Linked DNA regions of Homo sapiens: region 2 is linked to region 1. The links are chromatin loops, found by intact Hi-C in ENCODE. Cell type or tissue: K562. All regions are shown on one strand. Links, peaks and the distances in the headings refer to the core of each region. The heading gives the core; the rest is flanking DNA.

What was found. Hi-C counts contacts between places; a loop is a spot of excess contacts. Peaks named below come from ENCODE experiments on the same cell type or tissue, not always from the same donor. Only the 100,000 strongest peaks of a DNase experiment are listed, where the experiment ranks them.
Region 2: it touches region 1 in a loop (2.4-fold over the local background); 4 of 110 quality-filtered maps call a loop at or near these places.

What each region holds. Positions count from the first base shown.
Region 1 is chr1:228,333,486-228,349,858 of GRCh38, reverse strand. OBSCN (obscurin, cytoskeletal calmodulin and titin-interacting RhoGEF) reads right to left here. Exons shown (of 116, transcript NM_001386125.1): 70 at 16,079-16,276; 71 at 15,315-15,347; 72 at 14,946-15,044; 73 at 14,561-14,779; 74 at 14,008-14,068; 75 at 13,589-13,659; 76 at 12,733-12,855; 77 at 12,476-12,615; 78 at 11,715-11,915; 79 at 11,487-11,569; 80 at 10,833-11,006; 81 at 9,758-9,914; 82 at 9,237-9,353; 83 at 8,971-9,135; 3 more. Among named protein-coding and RNA genes, the nearest start is that of TRIM11-AS1, 53 kb to the left of the region's middle. RefSeq lists an enhancer at 8,497-8,791. In K562, for the core only: CTCF peaks have their summits at 8,873 (motif pointing left) and 11,115 (motif pointing left); DNase peaks (open chromatin) are centred at 8,638, 8,868 and 11,116; H3K4me3 peaks cover 342 bases; H3K27me3 peaks cover 1,055 bases.
Region 2 is chr1:228,385,946-228,398,610 of GRCh38, reverse strand. TRIM11 (tripartite motif containing 11) reads left to right here. Exons shown (of 6, transcript NM_145214.3): 4 at 1,446-1,468; 5 at 1,564-1,664; 6 at 3,359-4,935. The coding sequence ends at 3,906. TRIM11-AS1 (TRIM11 antisense RNA 1) reads right to left here and starts at 4,321. Exons shown (of 3, transcript NR_199157.1): 1 at 4,163-4,321; 2 at 2,805-2,900; 3 at 1,644-1,868. It overlaps MIR6742 (microRNA 6742), which reads left to right and starts at 1,502; the gene lies at 1,502-1,563. RefSeq lists enhancers at 6,508-7,063, 7,064-7,620. In K562, for the core only: a CTCF peak has its summit at 4,977 (motif pointing right); a DNase peak (open chromatin) is centred at 6,314.

The DNA of each region.
Region 1 (16,373 bases), core at 4,775-12,774:
GTGGGGACCCAAGGGCTCACCTCATCAGCGGGGAGAAGCTGGGCCTGGCCTGGGGGCTGCAGTTATGGTCGGGGAGGGGATGGAGGGGCCACGCTTGTAGCACAAGGGCCAGGCACAGGCTCCCTGCCAGGTCCAGCTTCCAGGCTGACCTGCAACCCTGGAGGGAGAGGCTGACACGAGCTCACCTTCTCTCTGTGTCTCTGCCTCTCTATCTCCATCTTTCTTTGTCCCTCTGTCTTAGACTCAGTTTCTTTCTTTGTCTCTATCTCTGTGTCTGTTTCTGTTTTCTGTCTCTATCTCTCTTTCTGTCTCCTTGTTGTCTCTGCCTTTGTATCTCTGTCTCTGACTCCATGTCTCTGTCTTTGTCTGTTTTTCTGTCTGTGCCTTTTGCACCTTTCTGTCTCTGTGTCTGTCTCTGTCTCTCTGTCTCTCACTGTCTGTCTCTTTCTCTGTCCACTTTGGACACTAGCTAGAGGCAGGGGGCAGGCCAAGGGACCTGAGCCCCACAGAGAACATCCTCTATGGGCAGCTGAGTCCTTGGTCACCCCAGCTCTCAGCAGTCCTGTGATACTCTGAGGACCTCTAATGCACTGACTGCACCCCAGCTCACAGCACCTTGATCCCCTCTTCACCCCTGCCTGCCCAGCCTAGGGCCTGCAGCCCCTTCTCAAAATCACTGCCCACAGCCCTCCATGCCTCCTCTCCCTAAACCTGCCCCTGCAGAGGACACAGCAGCCCAAAGTCTCACCCTCAACTCCACTCTCCTCTCCCAGGCCACATCCTCGTGCCTCCAAACGCACGGCTTTCTAATACGAAAATCTGAAGACTGAAGAATGTGAAGTAAATCACCCTGGTATGAACACACAACCGACTACACCTCTGGCCAAGGAATGCTTCCTTCCCGGGTGAGGGATGGGAAGGCACGGCCTCTCACTGTGGAGAACTCCTTCCCACATAATGTCTAAATACATAAAACGGCATCGATTCACATTCCAATAGTGCCGGGTGTGCCCCACAGATTGCTTAAATCACAAAGGTCACAACCAGCACCGACTTATGATTTGTATAGAACTATAAGATATATATACATTATACACACACATACACACACACACATATACACATATATATTTGTGGAGACGGAGTCTTGCTCTGTTGCCCAGGCTGGAGTGCAGTGGGGCCATCACAGCTCACTGCTGCCTCGACCTTATGGGCAAAAGTGATCCTCCCGCCTCAGGTGCACCACCATGCCTGGCTAATTTTTTAACTTTCTGTAGAGACAGGGCCTCACTCTGTTGCCCATGCTGGTCTCAAACTTCTGGGCTCAAGTGATCCTCCCACCTTGGCCTCCTGAGTAGCTGGGACTATAGGTGTGAGCCACCCCACCCAGCTCAGAAATAATTTTAAATAATTTTTTTCAAAAACCTTCTGGTTACCACCTCAGATCTCCACACCCCTTTATGGCAACTCCAGAAAGGAGCTGTGCTCACACCCTCCAAGGCGTCTCTTCCCATCCCCACTAAGCCCATCCCCTGGGCCCCAGTTCTCTCCCCCAAAGCTCCTGTCAGGGCCGCCACGCTACCAGCAGCTCTGTCCTCATCTTGCTGTGGGAAAACAATTCTCCCTGGAATTCAGATTCCACATTTCAGCCCTCTGAGCAAAGGCACTCACAGCCAGGTTTAGAATAGAAGAAGAAGAAGAGAGTAGAGTAGAAAGTAAGGAGAGTGAAGCAGAAGATGCCCATCTGCCTGGCTGTGTTCCAGGACAACAGAGACAAAACCCTTCCATTCCTTTCCTGGGAGACATTTCTGCATCCCAGGGTAGGAAGTCACCCCCTATCTCTGGAGTGAAGCATGGGCAGATATACCAGCAGCCGCATAAAAAGAGCTCCATGTCTCCTAAGATTCACGGTTTCTCTCTCATGGGACAACCCCTGCATGCAACTAACACCTAGCTCCATCACCTCCTCACAGAAACGGGTGGGGGCAATGATGAGAGACACTGAGGCACTGCTGGTAAAAAGTCTTTGTCTCTGACCCATGAGTCTTGTGTCTTTTGTCTATATCTGGCTGGCAGGCTGGCTTGCAAGATTGCAAGTGGGGTAAAATTTTGGGCCCTTCACAGTTTTTGGTTTACAATTTTGGGGACAGGGAAGTGACACTGTCAGAGGCATGGCCTTCTGGAAGGGAAAGAAGAAGCGGCCCTGTGGATCTCTTTCTCTACTTTGTTGCCCTGCTAAGGAGAGAAACTAGGCAGGTAGTTGCATGCTGAGCACTGAGAAGTGGGTTCAAACACAGACACCTGGGCAGTGCCTTGGTTGGCACTCTTTCTCCAATCCCTGCCAGGGACTTTGCTGGTTCAGCCTCAGTTCAGCCATTTCACAATAAATGCCAGAGCCAGCGCTGGATCTGAGGAAGATTCTAACCCTGTTCAGACCACAGCCACGGACACTCGTGCCTGAACTGAGTGCTTGGGGAGGGCCACCAGCAGCCACGATGGGCAGAGGCAGGAGAGGGCTCAGCCCATCTAGGTCTGGCTGGTTTGGAGGGGAGAGGATGGGCACCGAGCCTGCACTAAGGAAGAACGGCCACAGCTTGGGCGTCTTGTGGAGCAGCCTCCTGCATCCACCATGCTGGCCTTCCATTCTTCTGGGGGTGACAGTAGAGGATCTCTGTGTTTGCGGTAGAGACGGGGTCCTACCTCCATGGTTGGCTGAGCCACAGAGGGGTGCCTTGTTCCGTCATTGTCCTCTGACCCCTTCCATCCCCTCTATACCACAGATCCTTTCCTGGCTCAAGCAATTTCCCCGAGACAACAAACTCCCCCAAGGGAAGGCAGAGGGGACACGGCAGGGAGTGCATGGACTCCTCCCGCTACGGCCTGCCAAGCAGCCAGGATCACAGTCATGCGACACCATGCCAGGATCAGAGATAATTTTAAATAGGCTGGCAAGTTAAAGACACCTCTTCCTGGGGCAATGAACAATGAAGTGAATCAAGGCTGCTGATGGGGACACCCCGGCCAGACCGCCAAGGCTCCTGTGCAGAGCCCCCAGGACACCACATCGCTGAGCCCCACCACAGGCAGGGCACAGATGCAGAAATCTACATCACATGTCAGACTGGGGACATCCTGGAGAGACATTCTCAAGCCTACAGGAAAGGAAGACACAGTACACATGGTGAACCCACTCTCCATCCTGGCATACCGCTCCTATGAACCCAGTGTTGGGGCTCAGAAAACAAGACCCCAAAATGAGGGCTTCCCAAGCAGCCTCAGAAGCAAAATTTTATCTCTGACCTTCTCCTCCCCTCCTGTCTCTAGCCCCTCATTCTCCTCCCAGGCTGACATAGAAACAGAATCCCTCTTCCCCAAGGTGGGTCATAGAAACCAGGACACCTTTTTCTCTAAAGCCAGCCAGAAAGCCTAAAAATAGGACTCCAATTTTCTCTCCATCGTTCTGTGTAAAACCTGGCCATGAAGAAATGATCTGACCTACTTTGTTTGGCTGTGGATCCAAGACCCCCATTCCAGCAAGGGTCCTGCTTCTCACCCAGAAGAAAAGGGCACTGCTCAGAAGGCCAAGAAGAATCCAGACAGACAGGCCTAGCGGGGTGTCCCCACTCAGTCTGTTCTCACTAGATCCAACCCTATTTGCCCAATCCTATTTCCACACAGTTGTCCATACTTTATGGAACCTAAGCATTAAAATGGACAGCTTCTTCTGGGTCTTTGGGTCTTCATTCTGAAGGATCCAGTGTCTACACATTCAATAAGTGTGTCTGCCTTTCCTCCTATCTGTCTGCCTTTTGCAAGTGATTGTTTAGTGAACCTGCAGAGGGCCGAGGGGAATGTTCTCCATGGCCCTTAGGCCAGCTGTCCCTCTCCAGGGTCTCTGTGGAGGCCACCTGCTGTGAGGCTGCTTTGGGTCTCCAGCCACACCATGAAAGCGTGTGGCTAACATGAGCCACGTGTGCCACACACACCCCCTGCAGTTTGATGTCCTATGACATCTACCACAAGAGCCACTCAGCAAGGGGATGGCGGTCTGACTGCGCCCACCTCCTACTGGCCTGCGGACCTTTGGAAGGCAGTCCGGTCACCAAGTGCAGCTGTCCCCAGAGAGGAGCTATCTCCTGCAAGCTGCCTACTGGGCTGGTGGTTAGGAAGCAAGGGACAGGGGAGGGCCTCCATCCACAGGGAAACCCAGGCTCTGCCATGACCACCCCTTGGTGGCAGCCTGGTCCAAAGGGAGCGGGGCTCAGGGCATTCAACTGGCTTCTGGCAGGCTTTGATAAAAAAGCTTTTGTTCCTCTTGAACCTAACCTCCCGGAGGAGAGGTCTGGACAGGTGGCAGGAGGGGAGCTCCTAAGACCCCAGGGAGCAGGCGTTAATGACCCACCCAAGCCTTCCTCCAGAAGTATCCCAGGGCAGCCCTCCAAGCCATTGCGTTCATCAGCTCCGACCAGTGGACACTGGGATGGCCCCTCCCACACACCCCGGCAAAACTCCCTGGAGTCCTTCCTCTCCAGCCCCGTCCTCAGTCATGGGCAGACCCGCGGGCCCGGCTGCTATGGACAGGGAGAACAGGAAGGGCTGAGTGCCCAGATGGTGCCTGCAACACCAGGACAGCACTCGGTTATAAGGACTGAACTGGGGGCTTGGAGGCCGGTCAGCCAGGCCAGATGAGGTTCACCTGACAGCCCAGGTGACCCCCTGGGGGGTCATCTGGGAGGTACCATCAATCAGTACTGATGTGTGCCTTCGTAGGAGCCCCCAAATTGTAAACAATAACTGTGTTCTCAAGACTTCCTGTGTGGGAGCCACACACATGTTGGCTGGTGCCTTGGGGTGGTCCAGGGCAGTCCCACAGGCTGGCATCTCCCCTGCTGAGAGGCTTGAGTAAATGCAGCCTGAGTCACACCGGAAGGACGGCATACCAGCCAGCATCAGTCAGATTAGCCAGGATGGCTGAGGGCTGGGCACAAGTGTGGGAAAATCCCCCAGGGGCTGGAGCCTGTGGAAGTAGGGTGGAGCTGGGTCTCTTGGGGCACAATGGCCCACAGTTGGCCAGCCCAGATGCTCCAGACAGCAGCGCTCACACAAGGAGACATTCCAGGACAGTGGAGCAGAGATGCCTCCCTCCCTGGAGACACCCGAGGTGGTGAGATGCAGCCCCTGAAATCCATGGTGCAGCGCATGCATGTGCAGGTTTCTCCCACACCACCCCTGAGAGCTGCGGCAAGAGCCTGTCCTGGCTGCTGCCTCATGTTGAGTGATGAACCATTTCTGTCTTGGACCAACAGGTCTTGTGTCTTGTGTGTGTGTGCAAGTAACTATACATGTATATATGTGTATATGTACCATTTGTGCATGTTTACATGCAGATATGTGTGTAGTACATATGACTGTGTGTACCTATGTATATGGTGGGTCTATGTGTATATATGTGTACTGTGTATGTATGCATGCACATGAATGTGTAGTATTTATGAATATACATGTGTGGTGTCTGCGTGTAGCATGTATGTGTGTTGCATGTATCTGTGCATGTGTATTGTGTATGGTATGTGGCTATGTACATATGTATATGTGTGCAGTATTATCTATGTGTGCACATATGTGTGGTCTCTAATATGTATATTTATATGTGTACAGTGTGTGCATATATGCACATGTGTAGCTGTGTATAAAGTGTGTGTGCATATGTAAAGTATGTACTTGTGTGTGTAATGTGCATACATCTCTGTATGTGTATAGTGCATGTTTGCATGTATCTGTGTATATATCTATGTAGCTGTATAGGTGCATGTAGTGTGCACTTGTGCATGATCCATGTGCATGTGCTATGTGTGCATATATGTGTACCTGTATAATGTGTATCTATGTACATATTCATGTGTGTGGTATGTATTTGTGTATATGTATTGTATACTATGCATGTATGTGTAGTATCTGTATGTGTGACGTGCATCTATGTATATTACACATATAGTGTTAATGTACATGCACGTGTAATGCATATATATGGTGTGTATGTACATATGCATGAGTGTGTAGCATGTATCTATGTGTCGCTATGTACGTGTGCGTACAAGTGTGTGTAATGTGTATGTGTGTAAACCGTGACAGGCTGACTTGCACATGTGTGAGGGGTAGAATGGGAGATTCCACAGTTCTGGGGACCCTGGCAGCCCTGGACGCCCCCTGCCCACTCCCCGTTGGCTTCTCCCTGGCTGGCTTCCTGGGCCCCCACCTCCCTGGCCGCTCCTTCCCCTGGGTTCGTGTCCCCTCATCTCTGCAGACTCTGGAAGTGGGGGCTCTCAAGCCTGGGTGCTTGGGCCTCACCCCTCCACACGCACTCTGCGTCTGCATCGACTGGCAGGTCAGACGCTCCGTGAGCTGACGACGTTCCATTCATCGTTTCCGGCCACATCCCTCTCCTGAGCCCTACTTGTATTTCTCCGACCGCCCCTCAGCGCCTCCGCCTGCATCCCTGCAGGCACCTCGATTCTGCAGGGTCCTCCCAGGCCTGGTGCTTCCTCCTCCCACCCAGCCCTGTCTGCACATCACCCCGCCTCTCCCCAGCCTTCCACCTTTGTAAAAGGAACCACCCTGGTGGATGTCCAGCCCCAACTGTGTGAGCATCTGGATGCCAAGCTCTTTCCACACAGCCAGCCACCCCATCAGCAAATCGGGCCAGTTCAGCCTTCAACACGGCCCTGGAATCCACAGCCACCCCTGAGCCTGGGTCCCCAGCTCCAGCACGGTGGCTCCCAGGCTGGTGTCCCAGGTCCCCTCTTGGCCCTCCCCAGCAGGTTCCTGGCATTACAGACAAGGTGACAGATGACAGAGCCAAACTGTGTCCCTCTGCTGCTGAAACCCAACATGGCTCCAGCACAAGGGAGGATTGATGCTCCCCAGGGAGAGGCCCCCAGCTCCTGGGAGGTGATCTCAGGCTCTTAGGATATCCTGTCTGGTAAAAGCATCTGTTCTCCTTGGGAGCCCTGGGCCACATGGGATCATCTATGCTGACCGTGAGATTTCTGAGATTCCTAGGGGTCCCTGGGCCACGCAGCATCAACTTGGCCTCCAGAAGGGCTGGAGCCCAAGGCCCACCACAGAGCAGTGAGCCAGGATTCCACAGCTGAGCCTGCAAAACCCTGGACACCATGGCCAGGGAAGCACCTGGTTGGCACCATCCCGTGCATGTCGTCACGTGCTGTCACTGGCAGAAATGATTCCCCCCAGGAGGGGACAACTGGAAGTTCATGCATAGTGCCGCCTGGACCTTTCCCTAGGTGGCTCTCCCGGCAGCTAATTTAACCTGGGCCCTTTGGCCACAATCAGCCCTGACTATGGGACTAGCAGCTTTGCAGAGCCGAGTGCCCCCACTGAACTCCCTCCTCTCCAAGCCTCGGCATCTCCGTGTCCCCAACCATGCTGTCTTTGATTCGGAAGGCGGGTGGCAAGTGAACATATAAGGCCTGTCCATGCCCCAGACTCCCAGCCAAATCCCATATTGGGTCCCCAGCCCTCACAGCCTGTTTCTCTCGGGCAGCTCTTTTCTGTTGCAGGGCCTGCATCCTGGACAGGAAGGCCACAGCCCCTGGCCCCGGGGTTTACCTTTGTACCAGCTGATGACAGGCTTGGGTGTGCCCGTCACGCGGCAGGCCAGCTTGACTGTCTCACCCAGCTCGGCTGTGCAGTCGGCCAGCTCCTCTTCAAAGTCCGGGGGCCCTGAGGACACACAACAGCCCTGAGTGCTCTGTGGGGGGACATCGGGCTGCGGCACCCCCAGGTGCACCTGGCAGGTCACCTGCCCTGCACCATGAGCCCCACATCTGATGGTGTGGCCCCTATGGGGACTGTCCCTTGTCACCCCTCATCCAAGGTCCCCACCTGGAGTCAGGTGAGTGAGGCAGGTGCATGTTAAATGGAGAGCAGTGGGGGCTCGGGGGAAGATTCTGTTCTGGTTGAGGAAGCAGACCCCGGGCTGCCAGACCCTTCACAGCCCCTGACATGATCCGGATGGGTGCCTTGAGCTTGGGGACCCCATGGTATCCCCGACCTTGGATCAGGGCCAACCCAACACCCAGCCCAGGGGCTCCCCATGAGGCTGTAGCCGTCTGTCCCAGGAACGAGCCCACCCCTCACACCCACCCAGGCAGGGACCTGTGCGGCTGCAGCCGGGTGCCCCATCCTGGCTCAGCCACCTGGGCCCCCGGGAAGGTGGACACTCACGCCACACAGGCAGGGCCAGACGCTGCTGGATGCCACAGATCTCCTTCACCCACGAGCTCTTGATAATGGCTGTCCGTGCCTGCAGCAGGTACTTGCGCACCGAGTCCTCCCGCTCCTGCCACACCTCGAAGGCGCGGTCATCCCCCTCCACCTGGTCGTTCAGGTCGATGCTGCTCAGCTGTGGGTGGGGGAGGGTGTCAGCACAGGGAGGGGGACACGGGCTGACCATCCTCAACAGATGTGGGACCCGACGAGGAAACATTCAGGCCACCCTGGACCAGCGGCTGCAGGTGTGGCCACTGGCATCCACCCCGGCGCTGAGGGACAGGGAGCCCCGCCCAGCAGCCCAGAGCCTGCAGACCTTCATCATGTTCCGGAACACGTAGCTGACGGTATCGGTGCGGGAGTCTCGCCGGGGCTTGCAGATTACCAGGTGGTTGCGGAAGAGGAACACGTGACGGTTGTGGCCCTTCCAGGGCATGCGGGCCCCCGGTGCACCCTCCCACACGATGAAGTGGCCCTGGGGGAGGGTGTGGGCTGCGGTCAGCCTGTGGTGGGCCAGATTGCCCAGCGGTGCAGGCCCCACAGCCACCCAGGTACCCAGTGCTCTGCCCAACTCATGCACACACCGCCACCTCCTGGCAGCCCCAGATACAAGCCCCCAGCACCCCAATACCCACCCACATCACATGCATCTCCCGGCCCCGGCCCCTGGCCCTCCCCAACCTGGCGGATGGGCTCGCCCAGGGCCTGCAGGGTGCCTGGGTAGTTCTCCATGAGGGACACGTGCAGCTTGTTCTCAGCGCGCTGTGGCAGGGCAGACACCACGGCATAGGCCTGCTCCAGCAGCGCGCAGTTCTGTCTGTTCCGCGCCTTGTTGCGGATCAGCTCCTGGGGCCGGGGCGAAGGTCAGGGCTTAGAATGCTCCACAGGCTGGAACCCAAGAGACCCAGCCTGGGCAGAGGAGGCGGGGCAGGGGAGGTGGTGCCCACCTTCAGCAAGGCCTGGTAGCGCTGCACCCGCTCCACTGGCTGCTCCAGGTAGTGCTGCAGAGGTGGTGGCGGGGGCTGAGAGGGGTCCCCTGCCAACAGGGCCTCCTCCGCGTATTTCTGTGGGAACCAGGAGGGTGGGTTTTAGGGCAGGAGTGCAAGGCCCACTGATGGCTGTGTCCCTGAGAGCTGGAGGGTGGGTCCCCAGGGTGCACACACAGCCTACACCCCAGGTGACAGCTGTCATCACCTCCTGACAGGTGACAAGCACAGGACTTGGGCTGCTGAAGTGGCCTTCCCAGAAGCACAGGGCTGCAAAAGCAGCTCCACCCGCATTTCTGAACTGAGGCCCAAGGGGGGTGCAGGGAGGCTGTGGGCAGTGGCGAGGTCGGGGAAGATGAGCGCAGGCTCTGATGTGGGCAGAACAGGATGAACCTTGGAGGACGCCTGGGCTCAGTGAGCCTTCAAAGGGAGCCAAGGGCAGGCACTGAGGTTCAGGAGCCCATGAGTTCAGGCATGGGCACCTTGTAGAACTCCTGGATGGCCGTGCTGACGACCACCGACTCAGCCTGCACACGCCCCACCAGGAACTCCAGGTACTGCTCAAAGGCCGCCTGGTTCTTGATGAAGCACATGGCCACGTCGTCGTCCGTGTCGCACTGCTGCAACTCCTGCAGGAAGCTGCTGTGAAGGGGGATGGCATCAGGACTCAGCCTGCGCCCCATAGCCTGGCCCTGAGCCCTCACCTCTGGGAGGAAGCTGGCCCCTGCACAAGGGCTGGGGCCCTGTGGCTCCTGGGGTCTGTGAGAGTGTGCGTGCAGACATGTGTGGGCATGCAAATAAGTGCTTGTGTGCCGTGTATGAAAGCTCACATGAATATTACATATGTACATGTATGTGGGCGTGCACATTTGTGGAGGCATGTAAATGTGTATGAGCACACATGTGGTTGCATACACAGGCAGGTGGTGGAGGAAGGAGGTGTTGTATGCTATACGCATGCGTGCATGTATTAAAGTGTGCAGATAAAAGGGTGTGCATGTACATGCTGGGTGTGCACATGTGTGCAGAAGTGCATATGCATAGATGTGCAGAGATAGTGTGGGGGCATGTACATATGTGTGTCCATGTGTATAACATATATACATGTACACAGGCATATATGCGTGTGCACGTCTATAGGCATGCACTGTGTGCACATAGGTGATGTGCACGTGTATGTGGGTGTATGTACTGTGTGCATGTGTGTGCATTTACAGATGTGCACATGTGCCATGCACATGGGTGTATGCTGTTAAAGGCTGCACCTGTACACATGTATGTGTTCATGTGTGCACACGTGTGAGGGTGTGCATGCACTTGGGCCTGCGCACATGCCAGTTAGCAGTTGGTGCACCGCAGGCCTTCCCATGAGTAAGCCAGGTACACATGTCTGGGTTTCTGAGGGGAGGGGTGCTGAGGGATAAATCAAGTCAGCACAGGTTCTCTCCCCCCTTGGCTCCAACCCACCTGCAGGAGGCCTGGCCCTACAGTGTGTCCATGCATGGACGTGTGTGTGTGTGTGTGTGTGTGTGTGTGTGTGTGGCCCCACCCACCCACCTGCTGTGGAAGCGGCCGATGTCCCGCACATTGCGGAAGATGACTGCCTTCTGGCCGGCCACAGCTATGGGCACGTGGGGGCAGCGCTCCAGGTGCTGCAGGTGGTGGCTCTGCAGGAACTGCAGCTCCTCCACGAAGGCCTGCTCAGAACTCAGCAGCTCCTGGATCACAGAGCTGGGCAGGAGGGGGCTGCCGTAAGGGACCACGGAGCTCCTGCTTCCCGTGCAGGGACTGTGGGCCACGAGGCCCCCACTCCCTCAGCTGCTAGATGGGAGCGCCTCCTGCTGCGCAGCCTGTTGCCTGCTCGCAGGAAGTGGGAGAGCAGGTGGAGAGAGGCTCCCTCTTGGACAAGGCCGGCCCCAACATCAGGAAGCCACCCAGATGGGTCCTGCCAGCACGAGGCTGGGAGGGCAGCTGCGGGAACCCAGGCAGCTCTGGGCCTGCTCTGCTGTCCTCGGCCCCCACCCGTCCCTAACAGGCTCACACAGGAGCGCTGTTTCAGAGGCCCCCGCAGAGGAATCAGCATGGCCATGACCCCAAGACCTCCAGGGTTAGGTCCTGGACCCAGAGCCAGGGCAAGCGGCCTGCTTCTTTGGGAGACTGTCCAGCTGGTGGGATGCCAGTGCCACCACCTCCGGCCCGGCAGTCACTCACCTCAGCCTTGCCTTGTATTCGTCTTCAGACACAGCCTCCCCAGGGAACTCAGGGGCCTCAGCGGCCCCCCACTCAGGTGACAGCTGGTGAGGGACAGGAGTTTTCTGTTGGGGTACTGAGCTCTGGCCCTGCCCCGCGGGGATCGGGCTCTCGCCCCTCAAATTGGGACGACCCTGCTAGGGGCCTCCGGGACCCCTGAGGACCCCTCCTGCCTGGCCATTCAGATACCTTGAGCCTCCTGTCCAGGTAGGCTGGTGACACCCAGCCCTGCCGTGAGGGGCTGGACTTGGTGGGCTTGGTGCGGACAAGCCAGCGCAGTGGGTGGGCTGCATCCAGGACCTCCACATACTGGCCTTCCCGCAGCGTGATGGCATCCTGCTCAGCCCCTAGGGGCAGGTAGTCAGCGGTGACCACGTAGATGTCAAAGATCTGAGAGAGGGATGGGGGTGCTGAAGTGGTGAGACCCGGGAGGTGCCAGCCGGGCCTGCCGAGATCCTAAGCCACAGGGCAGGGATCCCCAGAGTCAGCGTGCACACGCCCAGTTCCCCCTCCACGCAGAACAGCGGGAATGTGGGAGACCTCCCCTGCCCCACCCCCAACCTTAGAGGTCACCACAGCCCCAGGGTCTCCAGGCCTGGACTGCCTACACTCAGTTACTTGTTTACCTTCTCCCCATCTCCACACCCACCCCAAGCCCTAACAGGGTGCCTGGTACACTGAGGCCTGAGACACATTCTCCATTGAAGGAACAAAGGAGTGAATGAATGAATCAAACAAATGGCTCTCCCAGAAGGCAAGTCTCTGCCGGGCCCCGTGAGGAGAAGACCCTGTTCTCACCAGTTCCTGCCTCCTATGCACCTTGGTGCGGTCCCACCTCCCTAGAGTCCCATGGGGGTCCTGCCTCCTGAGTCCCTCTCCACCCTGCACCTTCTCTTCAGGAAGGTCAGGGCCTCTCCCTGCCCTGCTCCCAGAGGGTTCCAGCCGCCCACCTCGCCTCGGGCATCGCCGTCCTCTGACTCTGAGGAAGACTCCTGGATGCTGGAGGATGGCCGTGATCGGCCATGGCGGGGGGATGCAGATGGTGTCTTGGAGTCCTCATCACTGTCACCTCCGGGCACCTGCAGCTTGGCTGGGGGTGCAAGGATCATGACACCCTGGCCTGCCTCTGGCTCTCCAGGGCTCAGGGGAAGGGCAAACACCCCAGACACACCCCAGGGACCCTGGCACATGGGCTGCTGCCCCTCACCCTGCGTGATCTTGGCCGATACCATCTCAGTGATCTGGGAGGTCAGTTTCTGCAGGAACTCCTCTGTGCCCACCTCAGCGAGGGACAGGTGGCCGAGGGCCTCCTTGGCAGCCAGAGGCTCTTCTGCGGATACAAACGCTCTGCTCAGGTGGCTGCGTGCCCCTCGGATGTATACCAGGCACCCCATGCCATAGGCCCATGTTGGGCCCTGGGAGCCGATGGTGAACAAAGAGCCAAGGCCTCCCCCGCATAGTGCTGATGTCCAGCAGGGAGATGATGAGACTCAGTGGCCGGCAGGGCAGGAGGCCAGTGGGAACTGGCCAGGATGAGGAGTCACTCTGGCTCATGAGCGTCAAGCCGAGGCGTGACCAATGGGCTGAGAATGTCCAGAGACAGAGGGCACAGCAGGGGCCGCCAGTGGACAGTGGACGAGGGGCACTGGGGACAGAGTCAGCAGAGGCCAGACCTGCGCATCAGGCTGCAGGAGGAGCCGTGGGTCCAAAGCGGGGCTGTGCTGCCTCTGTTCTCAGTGCCCAGCACCTAGGAGTTCTACCCAGACCCAGGTATCTACACAGCCTGCTGGATGTGAGCTCTGTGCCCAGGGCCGGCCCAGGGACCCCACAGGCTCCCGGATCCACGGGGATCAGACATGGTTCTGACACTAACCAAGCCTCAAGTCCAGGCCTAAGAGAACATGGGTTGGTCCTGGCTGTGTGAGCAGGTGTCCCAAGGCTGTGCTGCTCAGGAGGGGCCTCTGAGGCCAGGAGCCACCCCTGGGCAGCCTCCTCCCTGCCCCCAAGCATCAGGGGATCAGCCACCCTGGCCCCTCACAAGCATGCACCCACCCTGACTGTACCTTTCCTCTGCCCACCAAGGTCAGCAAAACTCGCAGTTTCCAACCCCTGTGCTGAGATGGCTTGTGTGGTCCTAAACAGGTGAAGGGGGTGTCCTGAGAGGCCTGGGCTGGACCCCACCACCCTCTGTCCTTATGCAGAAGCTCCTGACAAAAAGAGGGTCTGGGGGCAACAAACCAAGATACCAGAGAAAGAGGCTCCATACCAGAGAGGCCCAACAGAAGCCCTCACTTTACAATGGGGAAACTGAGATGCAGAGAAGGAAGAGAGCTGGCCCAAACCACATGGCCTGCATGGGGCAGAGCCAGGACACGCTCCGGGACAGGTGCTCTCCCCAGGGGCAGCGCTGTCCTGTCCCCCACTCCTAGAGCGTCCTCCCTGGCCCTGACCGGACTGGCCTGGAGGGGCAACCCTCACTCACCCCTGCAGGAAAGTGGAAATCAGCGCTTCCTTCACTTTCTCCTGCTCCTCCACCTTAGGCACTGTCAGGAGGACCGGCAAGCCATCAGACGGTGCTCCCAACCCCAGCACATCTGATTCCAGATCTGGACTGGGTCCCTCCGAAGCCCTGAGCAGGGGCTGTGCCCGAGCTCACCTCCCCATCCCACTCTTGGCCCGTGGTCACCCTGACAGTGATGGGAGGAGAACAGGGGTTCCTGTCCTCAGAGGGGCTAAGCAAGGCCCAGGATGCAGGGGGCTTCAGGAAATGTCTCTGGAGCCAGCGGTGCAGAACCCACGGGGCCTGGGCCCAGAGGCGACTCTGAGGCTCAAAACCACCAGCACCACCAGGGCCTGACCCATTTTGGGGTCTCCCTGGTGCTGTCAGAGAATGAAAAGAGGAAGGAGGGGGTCCCACAGGGTCCCAGCCAAGATGGTGGTGATGGGCAGTGTGCCCCAAGGAGACCCCAAAGCCACCCAGTGCCCACCCCCCATGCCCCAGCCCCCCATCCCCCCATCCCCCCACCCCCACTCACGGCCCGAGACGTGCAGGCTGGCGGAGCAGAGGGCCTGGCCGGCAGCGTTGCTGGCAATGCATGTGTAGGTGCCCTGGTGCTGCCGGCCCACGTCCAGCAGGACCAGGCTGTGCTGCTGCGCAGAGCTGGCCACGGTGTAGCCCGGTGTGTCAGGGCCAATCCACAGCACGCCTCTCTCAGCCTCCTCCCTGAGCCAGTGCACGGTGGGCACCGGGCGTCCTAGGGGCAGGCAGGAGGTGGTGGGTGCACCCCGCCAGGAGCGGGGTCTCTGGAGATAAAGCCCTGCCACAGGCCTTCCCTCGGGATGATGTGAGTGGGGAGGGGGCACCTCTGTCCCATCCCCCAGGGGTGATCTTTCCATAGCTGCGGGCAGGAAACGCCTTACCTTCTACCTTCACAGAGAAGGTGATGCTGGAGCCTTTCTTCACTTTCTTGGGGGTGAACCTCTCCAGCATTCGGGGCGGCACCAGCTGCTCATGCACATCTAGGGGACACAGGCTGGCTGGCAGAGACCTCGGCACAGCCCCCACCGCCCGCCTCCTGGCCCCGGATGATGTCTGCAGACGCCCAGGTGGCTCTCCACAGCCAGCACCTGGACAGCACCACGCTTCCCCCTCGGCCGGGCTGTCTCCTTGCTGCGCCCTCCCTGAGCCAGCCCATGGCCACCCACACCTCCACTGCAGCCAGCCCTAGGCTCAGGCCCTCAGCACCCATGGCCACCTGGCCTCTCCCTGCCTGTCTGGGGCTGCCTCACCTGATGCAGGCTTCTCTTCTGGCTCATCAGGGCCTGAAAGAGGCACTAGAGTCAGACACCCAGCACACACAGGCCCCCACCGTGGCTCCTACCCGGCGCTGTGCGGGTGCCTGGCAGTTCTGCCCCCTACAGTGAGGGAACCCAAGGGCAGCGCTGCTCCCCAAGCAAACGCCCTAACCCCTGCCTGAAACCTGGGCCTTGGAGCCCTGGAACTCTACACACTCAGGTGACAGAGGCAACAGGCCGCATGGACCAGACCCGATGACCCACCACCCACCCTCGCCCTGCCACAGACTCTGTGGCCCCACACTGGAATCAGCACACAACCAAATAATGCTGCCCAGAGCAGCAGAGGACTCACACCTGGAGACGCTGGGGAAAGCTGCAGCAGTGGCAGGACGGGTTTGGGTGAAACTTGGAATGAACTCTCAGTGATCAGAACTTTTTGAACAATAAGGAAGTAGGGTCCTCTAGTCCCAAGCTACCACCGGCTCTGGCTGTGCGTGGATCTACCTAGAGCCGCAGTGTTGACCCACTTTCCTGGGTCAACTTCAACCTCCAGCCTGCCCATCAGTCAGGACAGAGGGCTGCACACCCACTCCTGGAAGGGCCAACTTCCGGCCGCCTGTGCCACTGTGTACCAAGGGGCAATGACCAATGATCCTCGCTGAGGGCCTGATATGGCAGGGTGTGCAGGGGATGTCAGCCCTGGCCAGGATGCTGCCCAGGGCCCAAGTCTCTGCCCGGCCCCTCAGAGCACCCACCTCGAACCAGCAGCCGGGCAGACGAGTAGGCAGCACCCATGGCATTGCTGATATAGGCTGCATACTGGCCAGAGTCCTCCCGGGTGACGGAGATGATCTCCAGGGTGTGCAGGATCTTCTTGTCAGTCATGCGGATGTGGGCAGATGCGGTCAGGGGCTGGCCATCTTTGAACCAGTATAATCTGGGAGCAGGGTAGCCTGGGCCACGGGAGGAGGAGTGGTCAGCCTGGGCTACCACCCACGGGCACTGTGCCCTCCAGATGGGAGACAGATGAAGGCCTGGAGAGAGGGTCCC
Region 2 (12,665 bases), core at 1-8,000, 54 kb before region 1:
CAGGGTCTCACTCTGTCGCCCAGGCTAGAGTACAGTGATGTGATTATGACTGCAGCCTCGATGTCCTGGGCTGAAGCGATCCTTCCATCTCAGTCCCCTGAGTAGGTGGGACTGTAGGCACACACCACCAAGCTCAGCTAATTTTAAAATTTTTTTTTAGAGATGGGACCTTGCTGTGTTGCCCAGGCTGGTCTTGAACTCCTGGACTCAAGTGATCTGCCTGCCTTGGCCTCCCAAAGTGCTGGCCTCCTTTTTAAAAAATTTTTGGGGCCTAGAGTGTGTTGTTGTCCCCCTAGACAGAATTAACTACCCGTATGTGTGGAAATCTTCCTTTGCCATTTCTCCTACATGTAGGGAAACCCTTGTCTGGGATTATGTCTTACTGACCTCTGCATCCTGGCCTGGTAGCTGGCACCACGTGTGTTAGAATGAACATGGTGTGGGATCGTCTATTTGACAGTGTGGGTTAAATCCTTGCAGTGCACTGAAGACTGCTCTAAGAGATACAAGACCGTGTCTCCTAAGAGCTGATGTTCCAATACCTGGGTGTATCACGCCAGCTCGGGCTGCCACATTTAGTACCACCTGCCAGGAGGCTTCCCCAGCAGAGACTGATTGTCTCCCAGTCCTGCACACTGGAAGACTGAGGTCAAAGCTGGTTCCCCCTGAGGCCTATCTCTTGGGCCTGTAGATGCCTTTTCTTCCCTGTATCCTCACAGGGTCTCCCCTCTGTGGGTGTCTGTGTCCTAGTCGCCCCTTCTTATGAGACTCAAGTTATTTTGGATTGCAGCCCACCCTAATGGCCTCATTTTACTATGATTTCCTCTTTAAAAGCCCTTTTTTCTAATAGTCAAGTTCTGAAGTCCTGAAGTTTCTGGCTTCAACATACGGATTTGGCGGGATGGACACAATTCGGGCCCTAACATGGAGTCAGATGCTATCACGTATCAGGCAGTGACACAGGAAGGACGCACGCCCAAGAGTGGGGCTGAGCAGGGAGCCTGCAGGGCAGGTGGAGCTGGGAGAGGAAGCAGTGCAACCACAGGGTTGGGCTCCAGCTGGGGTGGAGGTGCCCCTATGCTGAAGGCTGGGATGTGTGCCTGTCCTGTCCTTGGCACCCAGAGGCGCCCACTTGGGGCTCTGGGTGAGTGAGCCAACAGCCAGATGCCCTACATCCAAGTGTCAGGCAGAAGTGGGCCTTGGTCCGCAGGGCTGGGCTGCACCCCATTGGTGATGCCTCCTGGCACACATGTCAGAGCCTCTGTCCAGCATTCCTGTGTCTGAGCCTTGCTGCGGGTGGTTTATGGCCCCCTGTGTGTGTTTTTGCTGCCTGACGCTCAAATGTAGGAGAGGGGGACGGGGCGAGGCTCCAGGGGCGGGGAGGGGACTCCAGGAGCAAGCGATGGTCACTGACACCGAGTGTGCTGTTTCTCCTCCCCACATAGGACATCAAGGACGCCCTGCGCAGGTACGAACCCAGCCTCTCCTGGAGGGGGGGCAGGAGGGAGTGGGGTGGGACCCAGCTGTTGGCCATGGCGACAACACCTGGGTTGTCCCCTCTAGGGTCCAGGATGTGAAGCTGCAGCCCCCAGAAGTTGTGCCTATGGAGCTGAGGACCGTGTGCAGGGTCCCGGGACTGGTAGAGACACTGCGGAGGTTTCGAGGTAGGTGTGGAGGCCCCAGGTGGGGAGATGACTCCAGGAGGGGACCTGCCAAGGACCTGGGCAGCCAGCCACGTGTTCTGTGCCCTGCCACTGCCAGCTCCAAACTCACAGTGTCATGGTGGTGGGTTGTTGGGAAAACGTCCTCTGCTCATACTTCTGACATCAGTTGTGTGGGTATTTTCACACCAAACAATTCTTCAACTTCTGGAAACGAATTGGGTATCCAAGGATTCCATTCAGCATTGAACAGAATTGCCAGTGCTGACACTACAGGAGTTAGTACAGACCCCACAGATTAAGGGCTCAGTCCCATAAGACTGCCCCCACTTCAGATGCCAGTCACAACTTCCAGGGGCTGCCCATACTTCTGTTCCCTCAGCGCCTCTGCAGATGTGAGCATTCGCTAGCACAGCCCATGGAACTCAGAAGAGCACTTTACTTACTGTCATTGGTTTATTGTGAAGGATACCACTCAGGAAGAGCCAAATGGAAGAGACACATGGGCAAAGCCTGGGGAAGGGCTCAGAGCTTTCCCACCCTCCCTGGGTGCACCTTCCCAGCACCTCAGTGTGCTCACCAACCTGGAAACTCCCTGAGCCCCAAGAGCTGTTTAGGTGTCTTTGTGGAGGTTCCATTACATGGTTATGATTGATTAAATCATTGGTCATTGGTGATGGGGCTCAACCTCAGACCCCTTTCCCCTTCCTGAGGTCAGAGGCTGGGGCTGAGTGTTCCCGCCCTCTACTGACAGGATTGGTCTTTCTGGTGGCTGGCCTTATGCTGGGCTCTCAGGTCCCCACCTCAGCCACTGCAGTGGCATCAACTCAGGTGTGATGGAAAGGGGCATCTTATGATAGCACAAGATGCTTCTATCAGTCAGGAAATTCCCAGGGTTCTGTGAGCTCTGCGCCAGGAACTGGGCACAAAACCCAAATCTGAGTCTTGTATCACAGTCACCCAAAGGAAGTACTATCCTCAGCTCTTGCTAGCAGGTCAGGAGCCTGTTGTGTAGGAACTGTGTGCAGGCCTCCAGAGGTGGATAGATCTGAAATCGGAGTGGTCAGGGTTGGGACAGCTGCCCTAATTCACATCCTTCATTTGGAGATTGAAAGGAAAAACAGACTGGATGCATTGGCTCACCTCTGTAATCCCAGCACTTTGAGAGGCTCAGGCGGGAGGATTGCTTGAGGCCATCAGTTCAAGACCAACCCGGGAAACATAGCAAGACTCCCATCTCTACAAATAAAAAACAAAAAAATGAGCCAGCCATGGTGGCACACGCCTGTAATCCCAGCAGCTTGGGAGGATCTGAGGCGGGAGGATCATTTGAGCCCAGGAGATCAAGGCTGCAGTGAGCCATGATCGCACCACTGCACTGCAGCCTGGGGCCACAGAGCAAGACCCTGCCTCTTTAAAAAAAAAAAAAAAAGCAACCAAGATTCCCTCTTGATATCTGAAGGCAAAACATGGACCAATTTGTAGGACATTGTAAGTTGCAACTGGACGTAGCTAAGTGGGGAGAGGATGTCCACTTGGAGACAGTTAGTTACTCCAGGAGGTTGTGAGGCTACAGGCCCAGGGCAGAGAGCCAGGCCGTCCGACTGGGAGGATTGTACCTACATGCCCAGGACATGGGCAGATGGCCCCAGCTTGCCTGTGGCTGTGCCTGGGTGACCTTGGGCCTCTCTCTGCAGGGGACGTGACCTTGGACCCGGACACCGCCAACCCTGAGCTGATCCTGTCTGAAGACAGGCGGAGCGTGCAGCGGGGGGACCTACGGCAGGCCCTGCCGGACAGCCCAGAGCGCTTTGACCCCGGCCCCTGCGTGCTGGGCCAGGAGCGCTTCACCTCAGGCCGCCACTACTGGGAGGTGGAGGTTGGGGACCGCACCAGCTGGGCCCTGGGGGTGTGCAGGGAGAACGTGAACAGGAAGGAGAAGGGCGAGCTGTCCGCGGGCAACGGCTTCTGGATCCTGGTCTTCCTGGGGAGCTATTACAATTCCTCGGAACGGGCCTTGGCTCCACTCCGGGACCCACCCAGGCGCGTGGGGATCTTTCTGGACTACGAGGCTGGACATCTCTCTTTCTACAGTGCCACCGATGGGTCACTGCTATTCATCTTTCCCGAGATCCCCTTCTCGGGGACGCTGCGGCCCCTCTTCTCACCCCTGTCCAGCAGCCCGACCCCGATGACTATCTGCCGGCCGAAAGGTGGGTCCGGGGACACCCTGGCTCCCCAGTGACTCGGGCCCTCCTGGAGGAGTCCTGTTGCCTCTCCTGCCCCTCCAGGCCACTGAGTGTTTTGGCCACTTGGAGGACCTGGGAGGAGGGAGTGTGTCCTTTGAGCAAGAGGAGGAACTCCTGGTGCCTTTCTGAGCCTGCGTGGGAGAACCCCAATTCTAGCACTCCAGGAAACTGTGGGAGAGTGTGGGGCAGGCTCCGTCCTCCCTGGGAGACCCCTCCAGCCACCGGGTGCCACTTAATGCCAACAGCCCTTACCAAAGCTGGGAGCCCCATTGCCCCGGCAGCTCTGGCCTGTGGTTCCAGAAGCTGAGAAAACTCCACTGGGGCTTGCAGAATCCAGGGTTCACCTAAGCTGCACAGTTCCTGCAGCTTTGCCAGCCCCCTGAAAGTCTTGTGTACCCCACCTCTGAAGATGCTGGGGGAGGCAGCTGGGATGGGAGCCAGCCCCATGCCTGTCTGTGACCCCACAGTGGGTGAGAGCCCGTCACAGTCCTGGGTGTGGCTGCTCTGGAAGAATTAGGAGGCAGCCATAATAAGAGTCTTCAGAGAGATGATGGGAGGGGCCAGTGAGGACAGGAACAGAGAGTAGATGTCCTATAATAAAGGGGCTTCTGGGAGGTGCCTGGGCACAGATGTCTGTTCAGCAGGTGTGTGGGCCTAGAGGAGAGAGCAGAGCCCAGAAATGTCTTTTGCAGGCCCACGTTCTGACTTGAAGCTTTCGTGGGCATGTTGCCATTGGGTTTTGCCCTTGCAAAGGCTTCCTAGGTCTCCAGTGGCCCCTCAGGACCCAGGGTCCCAGCTGCTGCTTGGGGATGTGCACTGCTGGCCGCCGGCCTTGCAGTCTCTCTACCCTGGGGAGGAACAGTGGCTTCTCAGAGCCTGGGGCATACAGAAGAAGGCAGGAGTTGATTTTTGTGTTGGGTTTGGGGTTTCTTTGTCCTCAAGGTACTGTTCTGTTTCTCTTTACCCCTCTGCTTTATTTATTGTAAGCATTCCCACGTTAAATAAACTTTGGCTGTTGTCTACAAGTCATCCTGCTGGTGCCTGCTTAGTCCAGGAACAATAGCGGGTGCCCCACTGCCCAGCAGAGGGCAGAGCCCCAGGGAGGCTGTTGACGGGGCAGGCGGGAAGCTCAGGCAAAGTAAGGGCCGGGACGGGCAGCCACTTCCCACACCCAGGCACAGATGGGCTCTCCACTTTCTGTGCTCAATATATATGTTCCTTATGTGGAGCTATTGCCGGAATGTTTTTTTCGAGATATCCTGGTAAATGTTTCCTGCATTCCATTGTGCTTAACGAGTAGTCTCCTGATTATCATTTATTCAGTCACTCTCCCATTCTTGTCTTTTTTTTGGCAGGGGCCTGGGGGGGCATTATGTAATACCATGTTGAACAAGATCAGCAGTTTCATTCAGCTGCAACAAAGAGAAGTCTGAGTGGAAACCAGGGGACTGGGCATTTCTCTGTGTTGGGGTGGGGTTTTTGTTTGTTTGTTTGTTGTTTTTTGAGACAGGGTCACCCATGCTGGAGTGCAGTGGTGCAATCACGGCTCACTCACTGCAGCCTCGACTTCCCAGGCTCAGCTGATCCTCACACCTCAGCCTTTCGGGTAGCTGGGACTACAGGTGCACGCTACAGATGGGGCCATGCCCAGCTAATTTTTGTAAAGATGGGGTTTTGCCATGTTATACAAGCTGGTATTGAACTCCTGGGCTCAAGAGATCCTCCTGCCTCAGCCTCCCAAGTAGCTGGGAGGGACTACAGGCGCACACCACCATACCCAACTAATTTTTTTTTTTTTTGGAGAGGTGGGAATCTCACTATTGGCCAGGCTGGTCTCAAACTCCTGGGCTCAAGCGATCTACCCATCTTGGCCTCCAAAGTGCTGGGATTTCAGGCTGAGCCACCAGGCCTGGTGCGGTGAGTATTGCCATAGCCTGTTTCCAAGCGGCTGTGTCCAGGGCTTCCCTCCAATTGAAGACTCCGTCTGCTGCGTTTGTGCCTCCTGGAGTGAGGCAGCCCCCGCCACCTCAGAATTGCTGATCTTGTTCAACATGGTATTAGGTAATGCCACCTATCCCCCTACCAAAAAAAAAGACAAGAATGGGAGAATGACTAAATAAATGATACTCAGGAGACTGTAATGAAGCACAGTGGAACACGAAACATTTACCAGGTTATCTCAAAAAACAATTCCTTCAGCAGCTCCACATAAGGACCATACACCTGAGCAAAGAGCGGAGAGCCCATCTGGCTGGTGGTAACAGCCGGGGGCAGCCTTGTGGGTGAGACCACGGGTGTGCACCCAGGATAGTTCTGGCCATAGCTTTAAAATAAAGCTGCACACTCCATAAGAGAAGGGCAGACTTCATGACTCATCTTTCCGGATGTCCCCCTGCTGAGTGCTGAGGCCCTGTGGGTGTCACCCATGCTTCCAGGCAGTGGAAAGATGATGGGAACATGCAGGACCCTGAGCAGGGAGCCAGTCTCTCAGAGGAGGTGACAGTGAACGGCCTGAACAACTGTGTCCTGCACTGTCAGGGAGCCCCACTGTGTGCAGCTTGCAGTTGACCAAATATTTAGGTTCCCCCAAATTCATATGTTGAAATCCTCACCGCAAGTTCATGTTATGAGGAGATGGGGCTTTGGGGATGTAATTAGTTCATGAAAGTGGTGCCCTCATGAATGAGATTAGGCCCTCTGCAATGGGACCAGGTCTGGAGGTCTGCACAGTACATCACCAATGCACCGTCAAGCATGGTCCAAAGACAGGGTTGTTGTGCAGGCTCCCATTGCATGTTCTCCTCCACACCTGCTGTGCCCACCTGACAGTAGCTGGCCACCCTCAGAGTGCCCATGATGTCCCAAGAGCTGCGGGACATTGTCATGCCGTGGGCTGCATGCAGGGTGCCCAGCACCACCTGTGCAGCACCCAACCGTCCTGGTGCCCCCCTGCGCCCTTGAGCCCCCTGCACCCCAGTGCCCATCTTGCATGCTGCACCCTCCCCATCTCACCCTTGCCCACCACATGCCCCCTGTGTGCCCAATGCCATCCTCCCACACCTGCAGCCTCCCAGTGAGCAGACCCCCCAGGGCCCATGGGTCACCCACGCACCCTAGATCCCCTTATGCCCTGGGTGGCCACGGAGCCCATTGCCTCCCATGTTAGCAGTGCCCGGAGCCTCTGGTCACCCCACACCCAGCCCCGTGCACTCCAGGCACCCAGAGAAGCCCCGCACACCCTGTTTGCTTCCACGCCTCCCATGTCCTGTCCCTTCCCAGGTGCCCTGTGTTCGCTTGGGCAACCCTGCCATCTGGAGGAAGGCCTCCTGGTGCTGGTGTGGAGCTTTGTCCCCGCCGTGCCCCGGATCCCTGTGCTTTCCCTGCCCTACCCTGCCCTCCCCAGCCCGGAGTCACCTCTCCCGACCACCCTGACTTTTTGTAACAACTTAATTGTGGTATAGTTTTCACGCAGTAAAATTCAGCTATTTCAAGTGTACCATTAAAATGATTTTTACTAAATCCACCGTTGTCATGATTCAATTTTAGAACATTTTCATTCCTCAGAAACACGCCTCTGGCCTATTTCTAGTCTCCTAATATAGCATATTTCATTACCTGCTTTTCCACCACTGAACCAGTCTTAGGTTCCTGGGGTAAATCCCACTTGGTCCTTTTACTGTCTTGCTCTATTGCAGTTCACTAATACTTCAAGATTTTTACACCTGTACTCGTGAGGGATATTGCTCTGCAGTTTTCTAAAAGGACGGGGTCTCACTATGTTTCCCAGAGGTCTCGAACCCCCAGCCTCAAACGATCCTCCCGCCTGCCTCCCCGGTTGCTGGGACTACAGGCCTGAGCCACCCACTGGGCTGTGGTCCATAGTGTTTTCGTGGTGTGTTTGTGTGGCTTTGGTACCAGGGTGATGCTGGACTCCTGAGTTAGGAAGCGCCCTCCCCCACTGTCCTGAAAGAGTTTGGGAGGGTCGCTTTCTCCCTTTATTTAATATTCTGTAATCTCCAGTGAAGCCGTGTGATCCCAGCCTTTCCCTTGTAGTGGATTTTAAATTACTAGCTCAATTGCTTTACTTGTTATGGGACTGGTCAGATAGTTCATTTGTTATGTCAGTTTTGGTAACTTTTGTCTTTCTAGATATTTGCTTATTTTCTCTTGGTCAGTAAAACTAACGTTTGGTCACAAATTGATTTTTTTTCTTTTTTTGAAACAGTCTTGCTCTTTTGCCCAGGCTGGAGTGCAGTGCCACAATCTCGGCTCACTGCAACCTCCGCCTCCCAGGTTCAAGCAATTCTTCTTCCTCAGCCTCTCAAGTAGCTGGGACTACAGGCATGTGCCACCATGCCTGGCTAATTTTTGCATTTTTAGTAGAGACAGGATTTCTCCATATTGCCAGGCTGGCCTCGAACTCCTGACCTCATGATCCACCCACCTCAGCCTCCCAAAGTGCTGGGATTACAGGCGTGAGCCACAGCACACGGCCACAACTTTTTGTTGCATTTAATTTTCTCTATTATGTTTCTGTTTTTTATTTCAATAATTTTCACCTTCCTCTTTATTGTTTTCTTTATTTTTCATGCTTTGAGTTTAGTTTGCTCCTCTTTTTTTTTGAGATAGCATCTCATTCTGTAGCCCAGGCTGGAGTGCAGTGGCATGATCTCAGCTCACTGCAAGTCTCAGTCTCTCAGTCTGTGGCCACTGCAAGTCTCAATCTGCAGCGGGCTCAAGCAGCCTTCCCACCTCAGCCTCCTAAGTAGCTAGGACCACCAGTGCACACCACCATGCCCAGCTAATTTTTAAATTTTTTTGTAGAGACAGGGTCTCCCTGTGTTGCCCAGGCTGGTCCCAAACTCCTGGACTCCAGTAATCCTCCCTCCTCGGCCTCCCCAAAATGTTGGCATTACAGGTGTGAGCCACTGTGCCCAGCCTCTTTTTTTTTTTTTTTTTTTTTTTTTTTTTGGGGATACAGGGTCTCTTTCTGTTGCCCAGGCTGGAGTCTAGTGGCATGATCAAAGCTCACTGCAACTTCTATCTGCTAGGCTTAAGCAATCCTCCCACCTCAGCCTCCCAAAGCACTGGGATTGAAGACATGAACCACTGCACCCAGCCTTTTTCTGCTTTCTTAAAATTGAAGCTTAGGCCAGGCACGGTGGGTCATGCCTGTAATCCCAGCACTTTGGGAGGCCCAGGCAAGTGGATCACGAGGTCAGGAGATTGAGACCATCCTAGCCAATATGGTGAAACCTGGTCTCTACTAAAATACAAAAAATTAGCCAGGCGTGGTGGCGCGTGCCTGTAATCCCAGCTACTCGGGAGGCTGAGGCAGGGGAATCACTTGAACCTGGGAGGCAGAGATTGCAGTGAGCCGAGAGATCACGCCACTGCACTCCAGCCTGGCAACAGAGGGAGACTCCATCTCAAAAAAAAAAGAAGCTTAGGTTATTGATTTCTGATCTTTCTTCTTTTCTATTTATTTATTTTTGAGGTGGAGTCTCACTCTTGTCGCCCAGGTTGGAGTGCAGTGGTGCAATCTGGGCTCACTGCAACCTCTGCCCCTGGGTTCAAGGGAGTCTCCTGCCTCAGCCTCCTGAGTAGCTGGGATTACAGGTGTGCACCACCACACCCAGCTAATTTTTGTATTTTTAGTAGAGATGGGGTTTCGCCATGTTGGCCAGGCTGGTCTTGAACTCCTGATCTCAGGTGATCCACCTGCCTCGGCCTCCCAAAGTGTTGGGATTACAGGCATGAGCCAACACCCAACCCTTTCTTCTTTTTTCTTTTTTTTTTTTTTTTTTGAGATGGAGTTTTGCTCTTGTCACCCAGGCTGTAGTGCAATGGCATGATCTCTGCTCACTGCAACCTCTGCCTCCCAGGTTCAAGCAATTCTTCTGCCTCAGCTTCCCAAGCAGCTGGGATTACAGGTGCCTGCCACCATACCCAGCTAATTTTTGTATTTTTAGTAGAGACGGGTTTTCACCACGTTGGCTAGGCTGGTCTCAAACCCCTGACCTCAAGTTATCCACCCGCCTTGGCCTCCCAAAGTGCTGGGCTTACAGGCGTAAGCCGCCCAGCCTCTTCTTTTCTAATGCAGGGATTTATGGCTATACATTTCCCTTTAGGCACTACTTGAGCTGCACCCCATGACTTTCAGTATGCCATTTTCATTTTCACTTGGCCAAAATACTTCCTAATTGTGTTTGAGATTTCTTCTTTGACACACAGTTTATTTTAAAGTGCATTGTTTAATTTTCAAATATTTGTAAATTTTCCAAGTTTCCTTCTATTGTTGACTTTAATTAAACTCCATTTTGGTCAGAAAATGTTCTTTGTGTGGTGTCAGCTGAGACCGGTTTTACAGCCTAGTGGATTGCCAATCCGGAGAAGGCTCCACGTGCATTGGGAAGAACATTCATTCTGCTGTTATCCATTGGAGGGTTCTGTTCTGTCCATGACTATACCCACGAGAGTTTAATTTATGGAGATGACTGAATGACAACATGGAGAGCCTAATGTTATTGAAAGAAGAATTTATGGCTGGGCATTGTGGCACACATCTGTAATCCCAGCACTTTGGGAGGCCGAGGCAGGCAGATCACTTGAGGTCAGGAGTTTGAGACCAGCCTGGCTAACATGTTGAAACCCTGTCTCTACTAAAAATACAAAAATTAGTCTGGGGTGGTGGCACACACCTATAATCTCAGCTACTTAGGAGGCAGGAGAATCACTTGAACCTGGAAGGCAGAGGTTGCAGTGAGCCAAGATCACACCATGCACTCCAGCCTAGGTGAAAGAGCGAGACTCCATCTCAAAAAGAGAAAAAAAAAAAAAAAGAAAGAAGAATTTATCACTTACTTTTCCCAAGAGAAGGAGCATGCCAGGACACCAGGGCCACCTGAGGAAACACCAGGGTCAGCCAGGGGGTATAAAGGAGCAGGGGCAAGCCTGGGCCAGAACCTTTGATGGGATTTCTGTGGGAAAGACAAGGCAGGACAGGGTAACACTTAGGACTGGTGACTCTATAATTCTGGTGGGCTTTGGGCTCAGAGACCATCCCTAGCTGCCAGGTGCCTGGCCCTGGGTTAATTTAGGCATATTGGCTTGTGCTGAGGGTTTGATAAGGAGCTTGTTGGGATCTGGGCTCTGGATTGGTTGGTCTGAAGGTTAAAGGTGTGGTTCTGGGCAAGCCCTCTGGCTGTCTCTGAGAAATGGCCTGCCCTGGGAGGAGGAGGCTGTCTCTCCCCTGCCATCTAGGCCACATGTTCAGAGCAACAAGAATATAGAAAATAAAAATATATAGTGAATACAGTTGGCACTGTGATGACAGGTTGCCAAATAGACAAATCTAGAATCTTAGAACACACAGTTGTGGCCAGGCATGATGGCTCACACCTGTAATTCCAGCACTTTGGGAGGCCAAGGCAGGCAGATTGCCTGAGCCCAGGAGTTCGAGACCAGCCTGACCAACATAGTAAAATCCCATCTCTACTAAATACAAAAAATTAGCCAGGCATGGTGGTGCGTGCCTGTAATCCCAGCTACTAGGGAGGCTGAGGCAGGAGAATTGCTTGAACCTGGGAGGCGGATGTTGCAGTGAGCCAAGATCATGCCGTTGCACTCCAGCCTGGGCAACAAGAGCGAAACTCCGTCTCAAAAAAAAAAAGAAAACACAGAACATTTATGGATGTCAGTTTTGCCCAATTGGCTGATAGTGTTTTGTAAGTCTTCTATATTCTTGGTCATTTTTTCTAGTTATTTTGTTCATTATTGAGGAAGTGCTATTGGAATCATTAACCATTATTGTTGAATTGTCCATTTTTCCCTTTAGTTCTGATAGCTTTTGCCTCATGGATTTTGAGACTCTGTTGTCAGGTGTGTGTATGTTTATGAGGCGATTCCAATCTTCCTAAATTTATTAATACTTGTTTTGTGGCCCAACGTGGTTTATCTTGAGAATGTTCCCTATGTGCTTGAGAAGAATGCGTCTTCTGCTGTTGTTAGGTAGAATATTTGTATGTGTCTTTTAGATCTAATTGGTGTATAATGTTGTTCAAGTTTTCTGTTTGCTTATTGATCTTCTGGTTGTTCTATTCATTATTGAAAGTGGGGTATTGAAATCTCTTACTATTATTGTGTTATTGTTTCTTCCTTTAGTTCTGTTCATGTTTGCTCGGCTGTTAGGTGGGAAAATGCCATTTAGCATTTCTTGTAAAGAAGGTCTAGTGGTGATGAACTCCCTCAGCTTTTGTTTGTCTGGGAAAGTCTTCATCTTGCCTTTATTTTCAAATGAAAGCTTTGCTAGGAATAAGATTCTTGGTTAGCAGTTTTTTTTTCCTTCAGCACTTTGAAAATACTATCCCACTCTCTTTCAGCCTGCAAGGTTTCTGCTGAGAAGTCCCCCAGTAATCTGATTGGAGCTCCCATGTATGTCACTTTCCTCATGCTGCTTTCAAAATTCTCTTTTTGTCTTTGACTTTGGCAATCTGATTATAATGTGTCTTAGTGTAGACTTCTTTGGTTTATCATATTGGGGGCCGTTTAGACTTCACAAATCTAGATGTTTATTTGCCTCCCCAGATTTGGGGAGTTTTAAGGCATTATTTCTTTTTTGGTTTTTAGGGCATTATTTCTTTAAATAAGCATTCTGCCCCTTTCTCTCTCTGTTCTAGGATTCCCTTAGGCTTTCTTTATTCCTTTTTATTATTATTTTTTTGCTCCTCTAACTGGATAATTTTAAATGACCTGT